Regions from separate parts of the Mus musculus genome. Here region 1 is linked to region 2. The links are chromatin loops, found by intact Hi-C in ENCODE. Cell type or tissue: gastrocnemius. All regions are shown on one strand. Each heading gives the region's core, and the rest is flanking DNA. Links, peaks and the distances in the headings are about the cores only.

The links. A loop is a pair of places that touch in the nucleus more often than their neighbours do. Peaks named below come from ENCODE experiments on the same cell type or tissue, not always from the same donor. Only the 100,000 strongest peaks of a DNase experiment are listed, where the experiment ranks them.
Region 1: a loop joins it to region 2, with 2.0 times the contacts of the local background. A loop is called at or near these places in 3 of 42 quality-filtered maps.

What each region holds. Positions count from the first base shown.
Region 1 is chr4:106,154,831-106,165,398 of GRCm38, reverse strand. No RefSeq gene overlaps it. Among named protein-coding and RNA genes, the nearest start is that of Gm30126, 36 kb to the right of the region's middle. In gastrocnemius, for the core only: a CTCF peak has its summit at 3,598 (motif pointing right); no DNase peak of the experiment used is centred there; H3K27ac peaks cover 1,427 bases.
Region 2 is chr4:106,203,971-106,214,538 of GRCm38, reverse strand. No RefSeq gene overlaps it. Among named protein-coding and RNA genes, the nearest start is that of Gm12724, 28 kb to the left of the region's middle. In gastrocnemius, for the core only: a CTCF peak has its summit at 4,310 (motif pointing right); DNase peaks (open chromatin) are centred at 4,369 and 4,532.

The DNA.
Region 1 (10,568 bases), core at 2,642-5,141, 48 kb after region 2:
AAAAACATTATTTCATGCCGTAGTACAGGTGCGGATGGAGACTGGTAATTTGACATAAACTCAAGAAATAGGGTAAATAATTTGTTCAGCCCGGTCAGTGCTTCCTGAGACTGTGTGGTTTCTGTGTAGCCACCTCTTCAGTTTTCTGCTTTTCATCAGTGAAGGGCAAGGCTGGGCATTGCAGATTCACCTCCACCAGCCTGTGCTGGTGACACCTTGTGTCTTCATCTGTAAATGTGGGGGTTCGGCTGGGACAGCCTGAAGTGTTGTGCCACATCAAGATGCACATGGCCCGTTTCCTAGAAAATAGATGCTAGAACTGAAATACAGAAGGCTTGAGCTGCTGCTGCTGCTGCCATGGTCTGGTACCCCGCTGACAATCACATATGTATCCAGGTAAGAGGCTCAGCCTGCCTTTGGTGAATGCAGCACACCTAGCCATATTCAGCCCTCAGGGGCGGGGGTGCAGTACTAGGGGGTCTTACAATTAAACCTAGCTCATAGCCTCATGGTCCATTGTATGGAAACCACGTGGTAATAGTTTCTCTGGGATTGGGTGGAGAAGCTGTGGGATTTCCTCTCCTGAGACCCATTAGGCATCTCTGTGGTTTTGTTGAAGAGGTGCCCACAAAGGCTTTGAAACTTAGAGAAGGACGCCGTCTTCTGAGGTTGAGTATGAGTGAAAATATTGTGGGTGCAGATACAATAGATCAAAAATAAGAGCCAGTTGGAAAAAGATCAATAAGTGAGAGGACATAAGTGGAATGTGAGCATTGCTCAGGAGAGATCCGCTCTGGATCTGTAAACCCAAATACCGCATATGCCCATCCCAGCAAGGATAGCTTCTGCTTGATGAGCACTTGTTCCCCACCACTGTGCTAAGGTCATCTGGGAAGCGGGAGCCTCACTTGAGGAATTGTGTCCATCAGATTGGCTGATAGACATGTCTGAGGGACCTTTTCTTAGTTAATGATGGATGTTGCGGGGCCTTGTCTACTGTGAGTAGCACCACTCCTACCTAGGTTGTCATGAGTGGTATAATAAAGCAAGATGAGGCAGCAAGGATGAGCAAGTCAGGCTCCCCCATGACCTCCGCTTCAGTTCCTGCTTCCAGGTTCCTGCCTTGAGTCCCTAGCTTGTACCTGGGTTTCCTTCATTGAAAGTCTGAAACCTGTAAGCCAAACTAAGCCTTGGTTTGGTCAGTGTGTTATAACAGGAACAGCAAGCAAGCTGGGACAATCGGGATCACTGTGTGGTGTTTTTTCATATGGTATCCACTTAATATTGCAAATATTCCAGTCAGTAGAGGACAACACTACTGTAAATCACAGAGAATGAACTGAGCTGAGGATTCAGGAAGATAGACAGATGCTTAGGGTCCACAGTGTGACTGCAGCTGTGTGTGACCTTGTGCCTCCATTCCTGATAACATGGGCACTGTCATGTAGTCATGGCCACCCATGCCCTGTTTTTACTGGAAATGAAACTAGCTGGCTTTGTAATGAGAAGTGGATGCTATGAATTGAACCGCATTTCTTCAAATCTAATTTCAATTGCTCATGAATTTCATGGTATTTGGAGGTAAGACTTGGAGAGGGTGACTAGGTTTAGATGTGGCCACAAGGGTGGAGGTGGGAGGCTATGATGACATTAGTGCCCTTATGAGAAGAGACATGAGAAACTCTCTACCAGCATCACGTTAGTCCTCAGTGAGAAGGCTGTGTACAACCAGGAAAAGAGCTCTCACTGGGGACTTGAGTCAGTCAGCACCTCGACCTTGAACCCCAATATCCCAAACTGCAAGAGATAAATTTGTACTGTGTAATCTATCAAGTCTATGGTATTTTTTTAAAGGCAGCCTGAGTAGACCAACCTCATTAGTGACAAGGCCTGTAGTGACTAAGGGACATTTCCTCTGGAGGGAAGACTGATGTTAGGGAGTGTTTGGATTCTATAGTGTCTGCTCTGTGCTCCACCAAGCATGGTTCTGGAGGCTGGCCAGAGGAGAAACAGCTTTTCAAGGCTCCTCAGCTGCCTAATCTCTACTGTTAATAAGTTAATAAGTTTAAGGGGAATATATCTACCTACCTTGGACTTACATAGTGAGATCTTGGCATCCCCCACCCCATTGGCTCATTTGCTGAGAGAATGGAAATCACTGCTCTAAGCCTTCTGATCTGCTTGTTTCCCCCCTTAGGATCCCAGCTGCTCTTAAGAGGAAGGGGAATTCGGGGTACTTATCCTTTGTCACGATTCATGTTAGTTACTTTTTTTCATCACCATGACAACACTGTCATGTTTTAGAGATGTATCTCGTATGCCTCTGCAGGTCATTCTTGAGTGAGATTGCTCCATCACCCACTAGCCAGTGAGCATGAGGTGAACTCCTGGGAGCTCCAGCCTGCTCTTGTCCTAGGGTCCACTAGATGGACAACAAATTTGTTTTCTCTGTCTTCACTGAGAATGAACTGTCCCAAAGGTTCCAACTTACTGCATTTTGACTTCTTAGGTTAGGCATTCTACAGCTCCATCCCTTCCTTATGTCACCTTTATCTGATCTGAATGTCTTCCCCAGAGGCTCTCGTCTGCCAACACTAAAGGGAGAAAAACAATCCTGTGTGTTGGCTTTGCTTGTTCCCTGCTAGTCAAGCACTTGCTTGGGCCCCACCCATCCCTTCATTCTGGCTCTGGCTTTTATCCCACCAATAGCAGATCTGATCTGTTTTTCAACTGTGGCAACTCTCCCCTAGTGTGTGAGAGATTTACTGGGTGACATCCACCTCCTGTCCACCTCATTCCTCTGAAGAATGTGGTTGTCATGAGTAAACAAGAATTGATATTTGTTTTCCCAGCTCATGAGACTTGGGGTAGCTGTACTTTCAGGGGACCCAGAGATGTTCTCAGAAGCCACAAATGGTCCATCACATTTTTGTCTCATGGCATGCACTGCACAGAAGCCTGGCATGGAACCAGACAGCGGAGACTCTAGCCCCACTACCCTGGACACCTGTATAAAGTTCAGCTTAAGAGAGTGACAGTTCTATGTCCTCCTGGCTCATCCCAGAGTGATGTTACTGCTGGAGAATCAATTGTAGTCCTGGGCCAAGGAACAGGGCAGGAGAGCAATTGTTGCTGTGACTGCCAGCAAAATCACAAAGGGGAACAAGGGATGTGGACGCTTTCTGAGTGCTTAACTCAGAATCTCACTCTGGTCACAATGTCAGAGTGAAGCCACAGATAGCCAATCTCTTGAAAGGAAGGAAACAGGGACCCTAAGAGTGAGGCCCATGTTTGAAAGTACACAGCTGGCAGAAACTGAGGTATGGATTAGTTCTGAACCTCACCTGTATCAGCTCACATTCCAGACCTGTACCTGGGAAGCAGGGGACTGATGCCAGAGAAATGAGCCAAACCCAAGCAGCAGGCCCAGCCATCTCAACTCCCTACATGACTCTGGGCCCATGGCTCCAGTTCTTGGATCCTGGTTGTTAATCTGTCAGAGTAATTGGAACTCCAGAGAATCTGGTGGAGCAGATTGAACATCTGTGGGGCAGGCTTTCTGGATAGAACAGAGAAGCTGCTCTTTCCTCTTCTCACCAACAGGAGGCAGCAGAGAGTAGCATATACCTGGCCTCGACTCTACACTTCAGCAAAGCTTGGTGCCTAACTATGCACCCGGTAGTGTTTTGTCAATTTGACACAAGGCCAGAACCATTTGGAAAGAAGGATCTTCCACTGAGAAAATCTACCCACCCAACTGGCCTGTGGGCAAGCCTGTGGAACATTTTCTTGGCCAATGATGGATGTGGGTGGGCCCAGCTTAGTAGGAGCAGCGCCATCTCTGGGTGAGTGGTCCTGGGTGCTATAAGAAAGCAGGCTGAACAAATAAGGAAGAGTAAGCCAATAGGAACGTTTCCTCCACGGCCTCTGCTTCAGTGCCTTACGCTGGCTTCCCTCGGTGATGGATTTGCGAGCTGTAAGACACAATGAACCCATTGCTTTTGGTCATGGTGTTTATCACAGCAGTGGAAAGAAACTTAATGGAGGTAGTCCACTTCTTCACTTTGATTTGTGTGAGCTCATTACTTTTGTGGGCCTTCTTTTCCTCATCCCCTTGGGGATAATAATCCCACCTCAGGAAAATTCCTCACAAGTCTTGTGGGATCTCAGATTTAAATCACATTGTATATTTATCTAAACTCGAGGCCATCTCTAGCCTGGTGTGTTTTATCTGAGTTTCCTTCAAAGCTGTTCTAGGCTCAGGCTACAAAGTAGCAGAATTACACGAAGAATAATATGCAATTTTGCTGGAAAGTTCTGAGAAAACACTTTAAAAAGATAACCCAAACCTCCCTAGAGCTGCAATTAGAGTGCCTTCCATTTGCTTTACTAATGGTTGCACCTCAGTGCGAAGGCTCTTCAGGCACAGAAAGCCCCATCCCCATGAAGGTCAACTTCATGGCATCCTTCGTCTTGACTGCATGATGGGCTCGTCGAGTACCTGTCACGTCACTTCCGTTGTGATGAGTGTTCATCAGGACTGGCTCTCCTACGAGCACAAAGAGACTCCAAGCTGTGTCTGGAGGTCCTGGAAAATCAGCTTTTGGGTCATAATGTGCATCTAATGTACTTTTATGCTGATGGTATTTGTCATGAAGGTGAGAGGCCGTGTATACAGAATCATTTCCAGGAATAGTGATTTAAGGACTGTACCATTAGAACCAAACTCTCCTAGCACGTTCTCCTCTGGCCCTGCTGGTCCTGCTCTCATCAGTAGCTCTGCACACCTCCTGCTCTGCTCTCAGTTCATCTTTCCGCATATGTTTCCTGCTGTTTTCTCTTGCCCACTTTCTCCCTCCCCACAGTTAGGCTCCTGCCTGCTCTTCCCAGCCCTGCTCCTCCACATTATCTCTGAGCAATCTCCTAGCTTGCTTGTTCACCCGTCTCCTCCTCTGCTCTGAATGCAGTCCCAGCTGCTTCCAGCCTCGCCCTCAGAGCCCACCCCAGGTCCCAAGCCCATTTCCTGGGACAGAGAGCTGCATGCATTTGAATCTTTGTTTCTACTTTTGCACCATATTGTAGTGTGGGACACACTGTATCACTTATTGCATTCAGTATGTGTTTAATTCCAACTGAATTCAGTAGATGATTAGGGAAACTTTCAAAGTCTAGGATTGGTGAGAATTTCTGCAGAGAAATGGTTTTCTGCTTGAAATTGGAAATGATTTCTTTATTAGAATTAAAAATGTTGGCTTCAGCCTGGAAGTCTAGATTGTTGATATACGTTTAGCCAAACTTATGCAGTGGAATATTATGCAATCATTTGGCTTGCTGTAGAAACACATTTATTGCTAAAAAAAAAAAAAAAGCACGCTCACAATTCATTGACAAGTTAAAAGAGAAGGCTATAAGGGCCGAGGAAATGGCTCAGCAGGTAAGAAGCACTTGCTGTGAAGCCCCACGACCTGAAATTCAATCCCTGGAACCCATGGTGGAAGACTAGAACTGAATTAGCCAAGTTATTCTCTGACCCCCACATGCACACAATGGCATGCATTTACTATGTCCTAACTTCCCCTTCCAACACAACACATACACACACAATAATTTAAAAAAGTTACAAGGCTGGAGAAAAGGCTCAGTGGTTAAAAGCCCTGACTGCTCTTTCAGAAGACCCAGTTTTTACTTCCAGCCCCCACACCTGGAGACTCAGGCAACTCCAATTCCTGGGACCCAACACTCCGGGATGGGAGGTGAGGTCTCTTTGGGCATCAGGCATGTAAGTGGTATGTGGAGAGTCCCTGAAAGCTTTACAGCTCCGAAGGAAACAATCTGCAAAAAGACAAGAATGAAACTGGGTTTCACCCGATTTTGGTACTGGCACTGGGCCAGGACTTCTAGAGTCTGATATCAACCATATTTAAGTACAGCACAACTTTGGCAAAAAGTTTTCAGATAACAGTGAACCCAGCTCTGTGAGTACAATGAAGCAGTACATCGAAGCATAAGACATGTTACACTGAAACTCTTTACAAAGTACCTAAGGCTTCCTCTGTAAGATGGGTTCTGTTGACTTAGTAACAATGCCCAAGGTAAGGGTCTAGGGAAAATGACGGAGGTAAACAATTCCTGTGGGAGCTGGGATTTGGCCTGGCCCTAGGATAAGGTAGAAGTCACTTAGGCTGTTGTACAAATGACATCTCTTACAAGAATGAGTTTTATGGCCTAGAAGTAATACTCAAAGTTTTAGGGAGAAAGGGTCTGGGATAAACTATAATTTCTGGAAGATACAGGCAGAGTCTGGTTCATTAGATAGCAACGGATCACCAGGTTGTAAACTACATCCATTCCCAGCATTCCAGGGGGAGGATGGGTTCAACATCTCTTTCCTTTGAAAGATGCCTTCGAGTTTAACATTCCTGGCTTCTCCAGTGCATAGCTGTGTGCGCAACACTTTTGGCTCTCTACAGTGGTGCACATCCATGCATGCAGGCAAAACACCCATACACATAAAAGAAAATTTAAGAGGAAGTTATTAAGTTGTATGTACCATCCATTCCTCCTAGTTGGGTGATGTATTGCTGAGTGCAGTGGTGACTGAATGTAGGTCAGTCCTCTTTCTCCCCTCAGGTACTTTGGAAGCATCCAGACACCTGGACCTAATGCAGACCCTAGAGATCCCTTTAGCACCAGGATGAGAATGCTATGGTCAACCCCTGGGACTCAAGAGCAAGGTAGGGTTGGAATTTTTCCCATGAGGTAACTAGAACACCCACATGGCCCATGAAAGTCTCAGTAGTTGGGCATCAGGGTGACAAAGCAGACTCATCCCAAGACATCAGGGAGCTCAAACAGTTGGTCATGAAGCAGTGGGAGACATGGGAGCTGGGTGGCTGGCCAGATGGGAGTACCATGAGGTGTGCAGTGTCTCAGCAAACACCATGTCCCGCAGAGAGTTGATTCAGGGGAGGCAAGAAGGAGATTCATTTCAACAAGATTCAATAGCCGGTATTGGTTTAAACTTTGAGAGTCTGACACTGGGTAGTTTATTTTCATCATATTTAAGCACAGCACAATTTGGAAAAAGTTTCCTATCGATAATGAACTCAATCCTATGTGTACAATAAAGCTTAAGACATGACTGCATCAAAACTCTTCGTAAAGTACACTGACATCTTCCATAAAGATTGGTTCTATAGTTGGCTCCATGTGACATTTTAAGGGTCTAGGGGAGAATCTGGTGTGGTCTCGGTCAGATAGATAGCACAAGGATCACCAGGCTATTTACCACCTCCACCCCCAGCCTTCTGGGCAGCAAACAGGTTATATCTCCCTCCCTTGGTGAGATAACACTGTGTGTTTAGCATCCCTGTTTTCCCTAGTGTTTATCTGTGAGGCAACACCCCGGAGGAGCAACCAAGAGGTGACAGGGTAGGCTGGAGCCGAGCAGTAACAGACACACAAGCTGGAGACACAGGCTCGGAATAATCAACTGTCACTGCTCTGGATGGGAGGTGTGTATTTCTAGTTTCTTCTTTATGGTTGCTTGGTGTTTTCTGATTTCCCCAAAAGAAACATGTGCTGCTCTTATAGTAAGAACAAAACCCAATAAAAGACATCTTTCAAAAATTCAATTTACAACACATAAGTTGCCTGGGAGCACACTTAGGAGAACAGCCCATTTTCAACTAAAAGGCTATCAAAGTACAAACCGTTACAGCAGATTGGGTACGGCCTTTGGACCCTGGCTTAGTCCCTGTGTCAGCTTGCTCTGTACCCCGTGTAGTGGCTGCTGACCTCACAGACTTCTTCCCACACCATCTTACTACCCAACATCACAAGCTCCTTCACTGGTGATCAACGGGTGACCCTTTTTTGTTTCCTGCGTTTGGCCTGACCAGCAGAGAGAGTGAAGGGTGTTGGGAGGCTGGAGAGAGTCATGTGGCCATGATCTTGGTGTTCACTGTGGAGTCCTGGCGAGCCCCTCCATACTGACATCCTCCAGGTTCTGACATGGCCCTGACAAAGCAGGTTCTAGGATAGAGAACCTTCTTCACCTGGCCCAGAAGCCCAGATATTATTCTCTTCTCTGTTTCTTGCTTGCCTAACCCTTGATTCATCTGGTACCATCTCCCCTCCTAGTTCCTGCTTGGCAACATTGGTGTTTTTGTTTCCAGCATGCTGAGCTCACTTCTACCCCTGGGTCATTCATTTGATATTTTCACTGCAAGCGTCTTGTCCTGGTCTCTTTTCTGGGGTGTGTATGGGGTGTTGGATATTTCTTCTCCATTGTTAAGCCTCAACTGAAACTCCTCTCCTGGATAGATGCCTGTCCTGGGCACTAGCAGGCATTTTCTCCATGCTGCTCTGGACTAGGGACAGCAATGATAGTGACACAGACTGTTGCAGCTCCATTCAGACAGACCATGCACCCCAGGGTAAAATTTAATATCCCTCACTCTGATTGGCTCACACGTCTTTTCTGCTTCACAGTTGATCACCATCTGGGATTAACTTTTCCATTTACTAACAGGAGGGAGGGAATCTGGAACAATATCTGCCTTATATTTCTGTATCTGGTACAGTGCCTGGAACATAGTAGGCCCTCAATATATTTTTGCTGAATAGATGATGAGTAATGAATGAATCCATTTTGGAGGCAAGGAATGTGGGTCTGGTCCAAGCATGCTCCTTAATACCCATGTAAATGCAGGCAAATCCTTTAACATTCTAACTCTTAATGGGATCACTGGTAAAATGAAGATCGAAAATCCACCCCTGAGGACTGTGAGGAGGTGGCTCTAAGGTGCCCAGGCAGGAGGTAGGCTCAGAATAAGCTCCTTCTGCTTGTCCCCTTAGCATGCTTTCCCCAGCAGGGACAGGCATCTTCTGCCCATGTCATCACCATGCCCCATCCCTGCTCCCTTGCCTCTCTAAGGCCCCACCCTCTCCAAGTTCCCAGAATGCTCTGTGGCAGAGCCTCTCCAATATGACAAACATCCTGGAGTCACGGGCAGTGTTCATAGCAAAGACTGATGAATGTAACCGGAACGGAAGGCGTTTTGTGATTGACAGAAGCTGAGGGGGCCAAGTTGTCCCTGTGGGAAGGTGTGCAGAGGCCCTAGGAGTTACAACCCACTTTTACCTTGCCTTCCCAGCCTGGCACAAGCTGGGAGACAGGATGGACATAGGCAGGCGGTCTGGAGGATTGGGGTTACAGAACACGATATGCTCTCAGTGTCTGATCCTATGAAACTATGGCTGCCATGTCGAATACAATCCTAGTTACTTGTCTTTTGAGGAAACTATCTAAAGAAGTATTTTTATGCTTAATAATTCTTTTTCTGTTTTTTTTTTCTCTCCTGCCTATAGACTGGAGCTTTCAGGTGACATCAGTACTCTTCAGCTTAAGGAATGTCTAGCATTTCTTGAAGTAGATCTACTGACATAAGAGCCTTTCAGCTTGGGTTTAATAAACTGTCTTTATTTCATGCTGGCTTTGATGAATAATATTGTGTAAAATAGGATTCTGTACAAGTGTGATCGATTTTTCCTTCGCACATTGAAATGTTTTTTTCTTCCATTGTTTTCCTGACTCTAATGTTTCTCGTGAGAAGTCATCAGTAATTCTTAGATGGCCCCTAAATAGGTTTCCAGTGAATGCACAGTATTTATATCATCACAAAGTTGAACAAGGCAAACCAGCAGACAACTTGTTCTATGAGGTTCACTGGAGAAACGGAGGCAGGAGGATCACTGGTTCAGCGTCAGCATGTGCTGTATAGGAAGGCCCCTCTCTCCAAGAGAATTTTAAAAATTCTAAGAGTTTCACTGGGAATTTATTCTGTATTTTGAAAACTGAAGTTTTCCTGGGCAAGCAGTGCATGGTGTAGTGCTTTCTTGTGATGTTAGGCAACAGCAGTAAGTGTTATTTTCTAACTTGCAATGGGTTTGTAAAGATAGGAGCTAAGAGTCATCTGTATCTAATGTATTTTTGTTTTGTGATCACTTTCAAGATTTTCTGATTTTCATAGATTAATCCTAGCATAGCTAGGTATGGTTCCTTTGTGTTTATTCCGTGTGTCACTTTAAGTGTATAAATTTATGGCTTTCTACCTATGGTAACATTCCACCATTACTAGTTCTGACGTTCCCCCCCCCATTGCCATTCTTTTCTGCTTCTGAAATTCCAAGTGCAAAGATTCTTGAGCAGTTATTTTTCCTTCAAGCTTTTTCTTTCCTTTCCTTCAGACCAGCTGATTTCTATTGCTTTAAGGGCTTTAAAGTCATTACAGCCTTTGGGCTGGAAAGATGGCTCTGAGGTTACGAGGCCCTGGGTTTGATTCTCCGTATCCACGTGGTGCCTCACAGTGGTCTGTAATTCCAGTTCCCTCCCCTGGCCTTTGAGGGAGCTACATGCATGTGGTACAGAGACATGCATGCATGAATGAAGACAAAACAACTACACACATAAAAATAAATAAATAAATAAATAAGTAAGTAAATAATCTTAAAGAGATGATTGCAATCCTGCTTCCAAGTCTGCTAAATCCACAACTTAATTTCCA
Region 2 (10,568 bases), core at 3,309-5,808:
TTAGTGGTGCAAGTTAAATGAGTGAGAACAATTAAAACCACCTAGAACAGCATCTGGTTTACAGGCAGCGCTCAGTGCATCTTAGATGATGCTATGATCCGAGTGTAGAAACTTCTGACTTATGTGCTGTACTGACTGCCAGGACTTGCTTCATGCCCTTTGGCAAGTCACCCCCTCTCTTTGGCTCTAGTTTTTGTTCTCAGATTAAGAAGAGGGATCTGAGACTTTATTTTGCCCAAAGAATTCCAGTTTAGGCAAGACCCAGGTTCATCCCACGTTCCACATGAGTCTCCAAAGGGGACCTGAGTTTCCAGGGCCTTTCTGACTCCTTCCAAAGAGCGTTTGTGTTTCTTCTCTTTGCATCAGCTGGAGCAGTTCCCAGCAAAGGGACCTGGAAGGCTCTTCCTGCAGATGCTCAGGTCCTGTGTTAATCTCTTTTTGATGGCCTTTATCTGCAGGTGGACTCCCTGATGTACTCAGTGCCGGAGGGAGGAGCTAATCCTTTGCTGTGGGACCTTGGGGACCAATCACTCACTTCTAGAAGTCTCTCCTTTGGGGCCGGAAGCCTGGCAGTGAGGGAGAAAGGCCTGAGCCGAGTGGGGAGGTAAGGATGGCTAGGATGCCTGGGCTGGGTTAGATGGTTGAGTCTATTTAATATTTTGAAATCCCATTCTGCCAGTTGATGTCACATGGCTGGCACATGGGAAATCTACCTGACAGTCCTCCCTTCCACCATTTTCTCACTTTGTTACAAGGTAAATCAGGGTCCCTCTAGGGGTCCTTAGTCTCATTAATAAAAGCATTTAAGAATGGACTCAGAAGAAAGCTCAAGGGCAATTACTTTAGAGTTTAAAAGAAAACCCCAAAGCAGGCAGGCTGTAAATCTCAGCAGCTCCCTAGAGGAGGAAGATAGAGTTAAGAAAGAGAGAAAGCCATGCCATTTGAATTAGAAATACAGGTCAGCCAAGTGGCAAAGTCACAGAGTGGGGAAGAGAGCTTTAAAGAGAGAATGAAAAAGCCAAGAGTACCAGAAAAAGCATGCGCTCCAACCAGCATCTAAAAGGAAGATGGAAGAGAGAAAAAGAAGAGGCTAAGCTTCTCTAAGTTGAAGCTCACAGAGGCAAAAAAAAACAAAAAAAAACAAAAAACTATCACGGCTTTATAGCATCCCTGTAGATACTGTGCACATGACAAGAATTCAGGGAAGTACGTTATCTCATTACAGGGATAATTATTCCTTACCCCCTTTTTAGTATGGCTTAAGGTGAACCCAATTCCTGAGGGGTGGTCCTGCCTTCCCGAAAGGATTCTCCTTTAGCCAGTTGATTTATCTGCCCAACTGGACTGTTAGGTCTTCACCTAGGCCAGAGACTCCATTATTTTGATGGGAGATAATGATTCAGAGTTGTACTGTAGCAGGCCATCGTGGGTCTGCTCAAACAAGAGCACCCACAACTACCCCCACTCTCCTTTGACTCATTGTAACAGGCTCTCCACAGCCTTGGCATCACACTGTTTCTATCCTTTATCTGGTGTCAGACATCCAACGAGCCAATACAAGCTCAAAAGAGGGGGACAGACCCCACTTGAGAAAATCCCAATGTATCCCAGGAACTCCTCACCTCTTTATGACCAATCTTCCTCTCCATTGATTCTTACCCATACAATGAGCTACTGAAGTCCTGGGGACAAGATTCTGAGAAGTCTCTCCCCTCCTCTTAAGCATGGTGACAAGGAAACAGAAGCACTAAGCGGAGATTTCCTTCAGGTCACTTCTATGCATTTAGAAAAATGGCTGGCCTTAACAAAAGCTCAATGAATGTTAGCTTCTCTTAGTGTTATTGTCTAGGTGAGGGAAAGAAGATCTTGCCGAAGTTAAATTGGGCCAGAAAAGCCAAAGAACTGCTGGGAAGCAGAGATGCAACAATACCTCTTTTCATTAGCTAGAGAATTCATTAACTGTTTTTGTAGATGGAAACATCTGGGCTCACAGCGGCCAGGCAGAGTTAGGAGAGTACCCAAGTAGAGACTGTGTGTCAGGTATCACTCTAGGGTCCACCGTGGGGGATAAGCAAGGTTTACAGTACATCTTGCTTTACTTTTATATGCATTTGTTGCTTGTTTGTCCTGTGCTGGACCACTGGCCCAGTCAGTGGACCAATTCCTCCCCCACCCCAAGCTCCACATCCTAAAGCCACTAGCATCACAGGCTGTAGGGAAGGACATGTTTGCCAGTACAGGATTCTCTGAGTGATGCAGGTTCATCTTAAATGTCCGAATTTCCCCTGAGAGGTGACAGATGACAAACCTGTCACCGTAGGCCATTGCTGAACCCCTGGAGATCTTTCTCCCATATGCCTCTCACATTCACTGCTGCTGGACTGAGCCACTGACATCTCTTGGATTTCTTCATAAATTTCAGCTATGTAGGTTAGCCTTGAACTCACCATGCCCCTTCTTCAGCTTCCTGAGTGCTGGGATTACAGGCTTACATTACTATACCTGGGTTCAGGTTGGCATTCTCATCTCTCTAATCTCTGTTCCATATGATAACAGATGGATTTTCTAAATGTACACTGGATTGCTATCCCTGTGTGCAAAACCCTGCCAAGACTTTCCTTATCTTTAGCCAGAGAGCCCTGCCCTGGGAGCACAGGGGCCTTTGCAATCTGCATCTACCTGCCAGGTCTCCCCTGCCTCTCTCAGCCTTTTCATCAGCCACATGGGATGTCTCAGGGTTTTATTCAAGGTCTCTGTCTGGAAGATTGTTCACTTTGCAGGTCCCCTCTGGGAGGTCGTCTGTGACCCCACAGGGTTAGACTTTCATCCTTTGCAGATTCTGTCCTGGACCTCCTGCATCTCTCATTATAAGGGGCCCATGCTGTTATAATGGATCATTGACTTGGATGGTCTTGGTAAGATTTAAACATGAAACCATTTTCTTTTCCATTTAATCATTAGCTTCACGTGTGTGGGATGCAGTGTTCTTTTATGGCAGATCTGAACATTTTCTGGCCAGTTGGTCTTTCAAAAACCTGAATCTTGATTCTAATTTGAAATGTGTTTTACTTCCCAGTCTGGGTGAGGCTTTAGGAATGTGGAGAAATGTCTGTCCTGCCTCTATCCTGTGCTCTTTGGTTTCCTGCATCTGCATCTTTGATATTTCTGGAAGCCCAGATGTGAGAAGAGGCATGAGTACATACTATGTGCTAGACATGTTTTTTAAATGAATGAATGAAGGACAAAGGCTTAGGAATTGAATTCCAGCTTTATGGATCATGATTAGTTACATCTCAGGACCTCAGGCAAGCCCCTTCCTTCCTTCCTTCCTTCCTTCCTTCCTTCCTTCCTTCCTTCCTTCCTCCCTCCCTCCCTCCCTCCCTCCCTCCCTTCTCCTCCTCTTCCTCTTCCTCCTCCTCCTCCTCTTTCTCCTCCTCCTCCTCTTCTTCCTCCTCCTCCTCCTTCTCCTCTTCCTTCTCCTCCTCTTCTTCTTCCTCCTCCTTCTTTTTTGTCTAAGCCTCAGTTTCCCTAGCTTTGATTGGCCATCACTACCTGGCACTTTGTAATAAAGAGCCAATAGAAAATAATTGAAAATGTTAGGTTCAGACATCAGCATATCATTGAGTCTATGATGGCTGCACCTTCAATATCAGTTCTTTCTTCTATATGGAGGAGGTAACCCACACCCTCTAGAGCTGAGTTCCATATATGTTGACCACAGCCTAATAATTTTGTTTCCTTATTGGCAGTCAGTGCTCTTAACTTAAGAGTGTTGAGCCATCTCTTCAGCCTCCGCCCCCAATTTTTTAATTTTTTAAAATAAAATTTAAACTTTTTATTGATTCTTTGTGAATTTCACACCATGCTCCCCAGTCCCACTTATCTCTCCATCCCTTTGTATCGACCCTCTGCCCTTACTAAAAGAAACAACAAAAAGCAAACAAAACAAATAAACAAACAGACAACAAGAACAACAAGTCTTGTCGTAGAAGCTGTAGGGTGTCCCACAGTATACCATTTTGTCCACGCTTCTTTACCTGCAAATGTTCATTGCCTTGAGTCATTGATCTGGTTCGAGCTGGCTTCTGCTACACTATCAGTTCTGGGTCCTCATTGGGACTCCTATCAGATATCCTGTTATCTCCCTGTGTCATGGAGATCCTGAAGTTTTGGATCTACAGAATGGGCCCTTTCATGAACGCCAGCAGTTCATAGATGGGGTAGATGTTGGGGTGGGTCAATTCAAAGCCCTGGATTTAGGCCTGGGTGGTAGCTGGTTGGTCAGCCCACCAACTCTTCTGAACCCTCACCACCCACTAGGGGGAGCTCTCCAGCACTGCCCTGGCAAGCTCAACCAATGCATAGCTGGCCAGGGGTAAGGCCAGCTCTCCTGATGTCATGCTCTCAGGTTGGCTCACCCATGCCTTTGCCACCATGGCTAGCTCTATTGTGCTACTCAGGAGTGGGGCCCACTCTCAGGAGTGCTGTAGCCAGTGAGGCACAAGGCCAGCTCTGAACTGCCCTTGGATATGAACATGGTGCCAGGAATCAGCCCAGACCAGGGATGACCGCATGGCTTTTGATGGTAATATGAGCCACATGCATTGCCGACACAGACCCCTGCTGCTGCATGGCCACCAGACCCAGACATGGCGCTCAGCAGTGTCCCTGGCTGGGACTTCGTCATGGCCTGAGATAGCAGCGCAGACTACTCACATCAGACCGTTCCTCACCACTCTCAAGTGTCAGATTCTGCCTCTCTTCATAGTGCTCAAACCGGTCTGCTCTTTCTCTTCCGTCACTCCACCACATCCTTGAACATTGTCGTGGCTCCCCCTGTGGGCGGGCCACGTGCCTGTCGGCTCACCACGTGGAGGTGGGTGGGCCTATTGAATTTTTTTTTTTTTTTTTTTTTTTATAAACAGAGTCAGAGTAAGGTATTTTACTGAGAGAAGTGTCACTTCTACTCTTGGTAAACAAGATGATGATAATTGTGGCTTTGGACCGGAGCTAGCAGTACACATTTTTTCCTTTGTTGGAGAGGTAGTCATGACACTGATTTTAGATATATCCTTGTCGGGGCCTTCGAGAAGGCACAGGTGGCTACAGAGTCCTAAAGTGTGGATGTAAATTAGAAGATACAACTGATGGCTTTTACTTGAAAGGAGCATAAATATATGGGGTAAGATCTATCTCCAGTACTTACTGCTGTGTGACTTCAGGTAAGTCACACTTAAACATCTTTGTTCCTCTGTTTCCTTACCTGCAAATCAGAGGTATAGAAATGGCACCAGTTTCATAGAAAAGGACTAAAGAAATAATAAATTATTTTACGTTAATTATATCTGTATTCCAAGCCAGCCTCTGCTGTAAGTACTCAACAAATATTAGCTAGTACTATGATGGGAAACAGAACACAGAAGTCACATTGATTTAAAAGATAAAGTGTTGATATACATGCTGAAGTGAACGTTAGGCTGTAATTTTACAACTGACTGGCTTTGCCCGTTCATTCTCTGTAAAAAGGGGCTCTGAAAAAAAATTGGCACACAGAGAGTCCAAAGTACATGGTCCCTGTCATCATCATCATTGTTAACACCAGCCTAAGGTGTGCAATCCTTGTCACACTCCAGAAGTTGCTCACTGTCCTAATGAGCTGCTGCTATTTTCGCCGCCACCGGCAGGGCACGCTTGCATTTTCTTGACTAGCAAGGCCTTTTGAAGTTGTTCTTAAGGTGTAGGAGAAAAATCTGACATGACCTTTTTTATAATACTTGGAAGTTAAAAATGGACTTATGAATGGCTTGCGGTGGTTTCTAAAACGTTATTTTTGCTCTGAAATAGTAAGCTTCTGTGAATTTGTTGAGTATATGTGTCTGAAAATAATGCCACGGGTCCTCCTAGCCATCAGTCAGAATATGTTTTCTTTCTTTTGTGGGGAAGTGGCTGTGGAGACAGGGTTTCTCTGTGTATGCCTGGCAGTCCTGGAACTCACTCTGCTGGCCAGACTGGCCTTGAACTCACAGAGATCCGACTTCCGATCTGTCTCCGGGATGCTGGAATTAAAGACTTGCACCACTGCCACCTGACTTTTTTTTTTTTTAATTGTTTTTATTTTGTGTGCATTAGTGTTTTGCCTGCATGTATGTCTGTGTGAGAGTGTCAGAACGAAGGCTGGGAACTGGAGTTACAGAGAGGTGTGATCTGTCATGTGGGTGCTGGAAATTGAACCTGGATTCTCTAGAAGAACAGCCAGTGCTCTCAATCGCTGAGCTATCTCTCCAGTCTCCATACTATATTTCCTGTTTGTAAACTTGTCAGTGTTAGGGAACAGCAGTGCTCTGTATTTTTGTTTGCTTGTTTGTTTGTTTGGTTGGTTGGTTTTGGTTTTTTGAGACAGGGTTTTTCTGTGTAGCCCTGGCTGTCCTGGAACTCACTTTGTAGACCAGGCTGGCCTTGGACTCAGAAATTCGCCTGCCTCTGCCTCCCAAGTGCTGGGATTAAAGGCGTGAGCCACCACGCCCAGCTCTGTATTGACTAAGGGCTGGTGAGATGGGTGTTGGCTCAGAGCTGAGCTGGGTCTGGTCTCAGAGAGTGGAAGTGTACATGATTTCACTCAGTGCAGAACATGTACACATGCCTTCAATCCCAGGGCTTGGGAAGCAGGCAGGTGGATCTTTGTGAGTTCAAGGCCAGCCTTGGCCTTGGCTTGGCCAGCCAGTTCAAGGCTGGGTCTACATAGGATAGCCAGGGCTATGTAGGAGGACCCTGTCTCAAAAAACCAAATATTACAAATATTAAAATAAAAAGTATGGAACATGTGATTTATGGTTTATAATCCCTCATGCTGGTTTTCATTTTTTTATTTTTCTAAATTTTTTATTGATTCTTTGTGAGTCTCATGTCATGCACACTGGTCTCATTCATCTCCTCAGCCCCTCATATCTACCCTTTGTCCTTGTAAACTACACACACACACACACACACACACACACACAACCCAAAACAAAAAACAAAAAAAACTTATTGTGGAAGCTGTAGTATGTCACTATGTCCCACATTATATCCCTCTGTCCACACATCTTCACTTGAGAATGTTCATTGATATGAGTCATTGGCCTGGTTTGAGGTCTCTGGCTTCTGTGACACAATCAACATTGGATCTTCACTCGGACTCCTCCTGGCTATCCTGTTGTGCTGTGTCATGTAGAACCTGCAGCTTTGGATCAGCAAGACTATCACCTTCACATGTTCCCAAGGGTTAACAGATGATGTAGATTTTGGGGTGGGCCAATTCAAAGTCCTGGATCTGGGCCTGGTTGGTAGCTGAGCTGGTCAGCCCCACTGGCTCTCTCTTATCTGCACTTCCAGGGTGGATGTTTTCCAGCATTGCTCCAGTTAGCCATCCAAAGCGCCATCAGCAGGAGGCAGGGTAAGCTCTGAACCGCCCACCAGCACCCACACCTCCAGAGCCATCTCCACTGTGCTGTCCAGGCAAGGTGCAGGCCCCATCCTCCTGAGTGCTGTGGCCTGTAAAGGGCTGGGCCCGCTCACCCGCTCTCACACCCTCAGGGCTGGCTTACTGTGTCTTCACTATCAGGGCTCCCACCTCCAACCCGGTGAGGTACAGGGCCTGCCCTCCTAGTGCTTCAGCTGAGGGGCAGGACAAACTCTTCATCTCTCATGACTCCAGCGCCAGCTCTGTCAGCTACTGCAGGCTGTGAGGAGGGGAGGGAGAGGGCATCACCCCTGCATCTAGTCTGCTTCATACCAGATGAGCTCTCTTAAGCTATCACCTTTGGGGCTGACTCATCTGCTCCCCCTTGGCCCAGATGTGTAGCCCAGATGAAGTGTAGGGCCTGCTGTCTGGAGTGCTGTAGCTGGTGACAGATGGACGGAGCTCTCATGACCCTCGGGCCAGTTTTCCTGACTGCTTCACATGTTGAGGGGGTGAGGGTGTAGAGGGCATCACCCTCCCTCCCCCAGCCCAGACGACCTCACAGCAGAGGGGTGGCAGGGCCAGTTCTCCCACGCTTTTGCCCTTGGGCTGGCTTACCTGCATCTCCTTGATTAGGGCCAACCCTACGGTGTTGCCCAGGTGAGGTACAGGGTCGGCTCTCCAGAATGCTGCAGCTGGTGAAAGGCAGGGCTAGTCCCCCTGAACTCATGGCTCTGTGGGAGGCATTTTTGACTGCAGGAGGTGGGGTGGGGGTGGGGTATCACCTCTGCACTTACACCATCCCACGCTCATGTGGTTCAACTCTCCCATACTTAAGCCCTTGGGGCCTGCTCACCCATACCCCTGCCAGCAGGATCAGATTGGCAGCTTCCTGAGCCAGGCGGCTCTCCTGAATGCTGCCACCTGGTGAGAGATGAGGCAAGCTCTCCAGAACACATCATCCAGTGAGGGGAGGGGCCTGTTATGCATAGCCCTGGACATCCAAGTTGTGGGTGGCTGCTGCCCTGACCAGGGACAGGATCCCCATGTACTCTAGTGGTAATACCAGCTACAAACATTGACACGGACCTCTGCCAGTGTATAGCCAAAGACTCAGACATGGCCCTCAGTGTCAGCTCAGGCTGGGGACTTCACCATGGCCCCAGTTGACAGGGCGGGCTACTCACAATAGCTCCTCCTCTCCAGCCTCAGTCTCCAGTTCCATCTCTCTGAATAGGTAGGGCACAAGCTGCCCAATTTCGCTTTCTATCTGACCACTAAATGCTCGTACATTGTGCTGGCTCCTACTGCAGGCTGGCCACGGGGTGGGGGGGGTCCCTGGGTGACATCTATCTGTGCTGTGTGACATGGTAGCAAGCAGGTGTCTATGGCCCACCTGTGTGTGCTGGAGGGCACATGTGTGGATGACCTTGGAGGTCTCTGTCTGTCTTCCTCCTCCTACACTGCATTGCCTAGAGTTGATTTGGTTTGGTTTGATTTGATCTTTATGAGTCCTAGGCAGGCATCAGGCTAGGATGAACAAAGGACTGTCCTGACTGATCTAAGAACACCAACAGATAACTGTCCCTTTACCCACTGCTTACTGTTTTTTTTTTTTAAATATTTTTGTGAAAAATTCTCTTACAGAGACAAATAAATTTTGTGTGGAAAACTCTCCCTGTGGCCCTCAAACAACATCTGCACTGTCAGCATTTTCCTTGTGCGGTTCACCACTGGCCAGCTTCCCTGTTACCCAACCCAAGTCCATCTACCCTGTGTGCTCAATGCTTGGGAGCTGAGAAACAGCACGAAGAAAATAAAGTTTATTCAAGGTCTAGCACTTTGAGAAGGTGTGTGTGTGTGTGTGTGTGTGTGTGTGTGTGTGTGTGTGTGTGATTGTCTCCTGAGAAAAAGGCATCTTGGGAACTCAGGTACGCAAAGGGCTATTTTGGGGAAGGTACAGTTGGGTGATGGGGCAGGAAGGGTGGTGACGGGTGTGGTTTATATTATCTAGGCTTTGTGTCTTTGTCCCTCTCCTTTAATTGTTTCAGGTAGGGACATCATAACTGACCTTACCTTGCTAGAGCTAGCTCCTATATCTGTTGGGGATAGGGTCAGGCTGGCCGTAGACTCACCAATCCCTTGCTGCATCATTCCAAATGCTAGGATCACAGGCATGCACCGATACACCTAGTCCCTGTAATTCTTTAGATAAACGCACAGATTTTCTGCAAATTAGGCCTCCCAGCCACGTGCATGCTTTGTGTTAGTCTGTGCATAGGGACAGAATACGGGTTGGGTGTGTGTGAAATTTACACATTCTGATGCTGTCACAAGATGCTCTGAGTTTTATACATTTAAAGAAAGGTGATTTAGCAGTTGGTGTCTTAGCCATTGGTGCATGGGCTTTCCTTAGACTTGAGATACCGGGCAAAGACAGGCAAATGACAACTCAGGAAGGACCAGTTGCTTTAAAAGTACCCATTTTAATTTTGCTAAATATCTTAAAGCAAATTACAAGCATGTCATTATGCTCTAAATATTTATGTGTGCATTAAAAAGGCATAGGTGTATGGCTCAGTGCCATTATCACACCTAATAAAAATTATGATAAACTTATTGATGCTGTTCAACACCAACTTACCTTTATCATCTGAACAGTACCTTTTACAGCTGGCTTCTCAGGATTAGGATTCCAGCAACGGGAGAGAGGATAACTAAAGCTGTGACCAATCATGATGGATTGATGGAAGCAATGTTTTCAAACTATGAATACGTTTTTTCCATTTTGCTCTCTTCCTTTGGTGACCTTTGCTCTTGGTGGCTTGAGGTAGCCATCATCTGGAGGAGACCAGGGTTTATTACCAAAGGTAAGGTAAAAGAAAGACCAGGAAACAAATAGGAAGAAAACCCAACCGAATGCTCCTCAACCCAAGTCCCTTATAAGCCAGGTGCCACCTCTAAGGGTGTTTGGACTGGAGCTAATGGCCCATGGTTGTCCTTATCTGTTGGAGAGGTAGTCATGACACTGATTGCAGATTCGTCTTTGGCAGGGCCTTCAGGAAGGCAGAGGGTAGCCATGGTGTCCTGAACCATGGATGTACAGTAGATAGAAGGTGCCATCGATGGT